Regions from separate parts of the Homo sapiens genome. Here region 1 is linked to region 2. The links are chromatin loops, found by intact Hi-C in ENCODE. Cell type or tissue: IMR-90. All regions are shown on one strand.

Region 1 (2,500 bases), 52 kb after region 2:
GGGGGCATACAGCTCTATCTGTTCACATATATTTATCCATTGATTCCTTCTTTTAGAGAATATTTATTGAATACTTATTCTGTCCTCATGAACGTTACATTCTAACCAGAGAGACGTAATATAACTAATTATTCCAATCTTTGTTCAGTTATAATTATGAGAAATACTGTTATAAAGAGGCACAAGATATTGTGAGCATTTATGGTCCAGGCCCTGTGGGTCAGGGAAGGGTGAAGAAGGTGAAAAGGAAGGCAGAAGAAACTGAAGTGTGAGGGCTTCTTGATGTAGAGGAGGCAATGAGTTAGGTGTTGTCAGCTACAGAAGAGAAGCCAAATTATATTAATGTGTATGAGTGAATTCTTACTTCTCTCAAATGGGACATACCAAATCAATTTGGAAATGTAGCTGGCAAGTGAAAGGACACCCAACCCAGACTGACAGAAGGTAAAAATGGAATTTATCAGCCCGTCTGAGGAATGTGAGCCTGGAGTAGCACCTGCCATACTGGACCTAGGGGCCCAAACAATGTCAGCAGAGCTCACTGTCATCACCACTTCCCATCTCTGCCATCTGTTGTGTCAGCTTCATTCTTCACAGGCTTCCCACACCACAGTTTAGGTTTACATCTCTAGGTTCAAGTCTAGGAGAGAAGAGAGATGCCTCCTTTCTAGCAGTTGCAGAGAAAGCCTCAGTGCATCTTACTGATCCTGTCTGAACATCTGATCCTGTGCTCATCCCTGAACCAGCCATACTGGCCAGAGAAATGGAGTGCTCTGATTTACTGACCCCGGGTCATGGGTCCACACCTGGAATTATGGGTGATTTCTTCCCCTAAATCAGGATGCCTTACTTTATAGAAGGAGGAAAGAATTCTAGACAGCATTAACAACAGATGTCCAGTGTTGATTTTGCAAATGCTCTGTGCTTTAATTTTCAACCTTGTTCTGCTCCAATGAAATAGAGCTTTTGGAAAAGATTTATAAACTAGAGATAAATAAATATGTGCAAGGAAAATAACTTTGAGGTCACTGAATTCCAGGAAACTGAGATCACTGAAATTCTGTGTCCCAGAGTGCAATATTTATTTCACAACTGTAGATACGGACACATTCTTAGATACTGCTGTTACTTGTACCTCCCTGATCCTGAAGCCAAGAAAGTCTGCAGAATCCTTTTCCTCTGACTACAGCTAATGAGGCTACATAGCTTCAAATCTGTTCCTCTAATGTGGAAAATTGCATACATTCTAATAGTATTAGTATCTTGGGTTATTAAATGCTTTCAACTGAATTTCTTGGATCTTCTGTTGTCACAGAAACATCATAATACATAGGGCAGGTTTGGAAGAAAGACTGGCCACAAAGGCTTTGAGAGCCTCCTCCTATATTCCTAAAACTACGTTACAGTATTGCATGTGAAGAGATAGGGCTATCTATGACAACTATGTCCTGACTGATTGCTAAGGTTGATTCACATGATCTTGCTAACCAGGCCAGAAGGCAGACAGCTTTTAGTTCACAAGCCAACTCTGATCAGTTAGTAGTGGCTGACTGGAGAACTATGCTTAAGAATTTCGAGACTATGTCCAAGCTCTGGGGAAAAAGTGCTACAGTTGATTAGTTATGCCTGCCATGATTACAGCAATAGGAAGGAGTGGCATGTGTGCCACCTGTTTGTAATCCCTAAACTGGGAAGGTTTCCCATTTCTTCTGTTTTTCATATGCATTTCTTCCATAGCTGTGAGCTAGGAAGAAAATGATTCTTGACCTGTCACATATTCACTGCCAGGGCCAGTGCTAGGGTGAAGAGGCACTCACCCTCAGGGTCGAGCGGGTACAAGATCAGTACTTCCATGGCCCTAAAAGCGAGTACCTCTCTAAATTTTGTCTTGGGTTTCTCATTTGGTTCACCCCAACCATGGTCTCTGCATGCTCTGCTAGAGGCTCTAAACGCAATAGTTTATGTAAAGGAAACAAATGCATGGAAACAAAATGTTCAGGAAGAACAAAAACACACACACAGTAACTGCTGCAATGCCATGAAAACTTCCTTAATGAAGACAGCCTCGCTTGCTGTTGTCGTATGTCATGGCTGTTTATCTGAGTCAACTCCAGAGTAGCAACATACTTCAGAAAAACACCACTGTAAGTCAGAGGTCCACTCGGTGAAACAGGGAGCCTAGTTAATGTTAATTGGGTCTTTGCCTTTTGAAAACCAGGACACCAGCCCTATGTCCCTTAGGGTTGTTTCACTAAAGTAACTCAGCTGTTGTGACATTGAGGTAAGTGTCCTTTATACAAAATCTCCTAATGGTTAAAAAGAAAAACGTGAGGTTTGAAGACCAGTTGCTCAGTGCGCCTCTTCTAAATGAATGGCAGACAGATACTCTCGGGGTAGAATTACAGACCTAGTTTAGTCACGGTCTTGGTAAGGATCTGCACACCAGCTTCCTCGTTTCCCCATTCGGGGTTCCTGTGGTCTCTTACTAGTCTGGTCGCCC
Region 2 (2,500 bases):
CCCGTCTCTACTAAAAATACAAAAAATTAGCCGGGCGTGGTGGCGGGCGCCTGTAATCCCAGCTACTCAGGAGGCTGAGGCAGGAGAATGGCGTGAACCCGGGAGGCGGAGCTTGCAGTAAGCCAAGATCGTGCCACCGCACTCCAGCCTGGGCAGCAGAGCGAGACTACGTCTAAAAAAATAAAAATAAATAAAAAATAAATGAAAAAACCACTGGATTCACCCCCTGAGATGCTGATGATCTGTAGTTTGAGCCATCAGGAATTATTCGTATTCTATCCTTTTTGACTTACAAAAATCAGTTCAGGGATGTGCTGGAGTGAGCTCATACCTGTTCCCAAAAGCTGATTGCTTAGTTTTCCAGAATTTTTTGAGCCAGTTTTGAAACAGACATTGTTAAAATTAAATCGTATAAACTTAAAATTAAATAAGTTATATTAAAAACAAAGGTAATCTGAATGCAATGTGGTATGCTAGATTGTATCCTGGAACAGAAATAGGACATGAGTGCAAAAACTGGTGAAATCCGAGTCGTTCGTGTTTAGTTAATAGTAACATATCAATGTTAGTTTCTTAGTTTTGACAAATGTACCTTACTATAAAAGATATTAAGAGAAATGCAATGAAAGTCATATAAGAAATACTACCTTTGTAACTTCTCTGTAAATCTAATAATAACTATACAACTTATACTTCAAAATTAAAAGTTCACTTTAAAAAGGTAAACCTAGTCCCTTCCTAATAATTTCACTATATGCTACAATATCTAAGTTCTTCCTTCTTTACGTTTACTGTGTCTGTGTGATGGAAATATTATATAATGGTTTGCTACCACACTGCATTTCTATGACATCGTGTTGGTAGATTGAAATCAGTTATGATGAAAGTATTTGTGGCACAAAAATTGGCAAATGCTACAAATTACCCCTACCCCCCTGACAACTGGTTGTTAAACATTTGCCAGCACAACACAACTCAGCCTCATATTGAAAGCCCCTTTCAGTAATACCACTTTCTGATCACCCAGGAAAGAAGTGGTCTGCAGCTATTACTGACAGCCTTGATCTTTCTATTTTTCTTTAATAAAATGAAAATATTAAATTTTTATGTGGACAGGGTTAGCAATTTTCGAATTATTTTGTTGCATGGGGAGAAAATGTCTGATAGAGCATGAGCACTCCACTTCCCTTCAGAGGTAGTTTTTGACAATGTATTGGTGTTTAGGAGACAGCGTGGTGCAGTACCGTACTAAACCACAGAGAGACACTGTTCCCACACATTTTTTCCTGGCGTCCCCTGAAGTCACAGACTCCTAGAAGGGACTACTCAGCAGCCCAGATTCTTAAATAGTTTTTAACTGTAGGTTGCTACACACAAACTATTAACGGGTGTTGTCTCAAGAGCAAGTAAAATTAGGTATAACTTCACTGTCTTTGCTTTGTTTTATATTTACTTATGGCAATTGTTTTACCTTTGTAACCAGGAAAAAAAATATGTATAAAAAAATGAATTCTGAGGTTGTGATTTCCAGATGTCTGGCTTACCTTTCCATGGTTGGTTGACTGTTAAGCCATGGTTTGTGTATTTTAGATCGCCGATCGCAACTGCAGCCGAATGTCTTACTATTGCTCTGGCAGTAGTGATGCTCCAAGTTCACCTGCAGCCCCAAGGCCAGCCAGCAAAAAGGTACTGAAGAGAGCAATGTGAGGTTCATCCCAGGATAAGAACAGAAGGATTTCCTCATGCCCTCACACTGTGCTTGGGAATAGTCAAAGTGCTCCCCTGCCTGTCCCTGATGTGCTAACACACACACACCCCACACACACTTTTGCAGCCCTGTCCTTTACGCCACATTTGACCACCTAATTGCCCATTAACTCAGTGTTTCTCCCACTTTCTCATGCATCAGAATTACCTGGAAGCCTTGTTAAAACTCATCGCTGGACCCTACCTCCTGAGTTTCTGATTCAATAGATCTGAGCTGGAGGCTCAAGAATTTGCATTTCTAACAAGTTCCCAGCTGATGCTGGTCCAGGGACCACATTTTGAGAACCACTGCATTGGCCTCCTTTTAGTAGAGGGAAAGCTGGGCACAAGTCATCCTTGACAAAAGTGAATGGCAATAATTAGGTATCATTTGTTTCAATACCATATAAACTAATATGAAATGCTTCCTCATAATTCTTCACAATCAGCCTTACCTATGAGTTCAGAAACTTTAAAAGCTGTTAAACTGCTTACCAGGATTTTTAAAGCAACAAAATTCCCCAATCATAGTCCCAGCCTATGTGGTCTGAGGGATGGAGGGAAAAAAAACTGTCTGCCCTAATTTCCTCTCTTCTAGGCACTCAAGAATCTCACCATTATAGTAGCTACTTAAGTTTTTAATGTCTTTGAAGACCTGTATTAAAATGTAAATATGGCAGGGCACAGTGGTTCATACCTGTATTCCCAGCACTTTCGGAGGCCGAGGTGGGTGGATCACCTGAGGTCAGGAGTT

The links. Peaks named below come from ENCODE experiments on the same cell type or tissue, not always from the same donor. Only the 100,000 strongest peaks of a DNase experiment are listed, where the experiment ranks them.
Region 1: a loop joins it to region 2, with 1.9 times the contacts of the local background. A loop is called at or near these places in 4 of 110 quality-filtered maps.

What each region holds. Positions count from the first base shown.
Region 1 is chr9:436,712-439,211 of GRCh38, forward strand. The region is part of intron 39 of DOCK8 (dedicator of cytokinesis 8); the gene reads left to right. Among named protein-coding and RNA genes, the nearest start is that of DOCK8-AS2, 32 kb to the right of the region's middle. In IMR-90, no CTCF peak of the experiment used is centred here; a DNase peak (open chromatin) is centred at 1,100; H3K27ac peaks cover 2,082 bases.
Region 2 is chr9:384,741-387,240 of GRCh38, forward strand. It overlaps DOCK8 (dedicator of cytokinesis 8), which reads left to right. Exons shown (of 48, transcript NM_203447.4): 23 at 1,591-1,686. Among named protein-coding and RNA genes, the nearest start is that of DOCK8-AS2, 84 kb to the right of the region's middle. In IMR-90, a CTCF peak has its summit at 1,261; no DNase peak of the experiment used is centred here; H3K27me3 peaks cover 275 bases.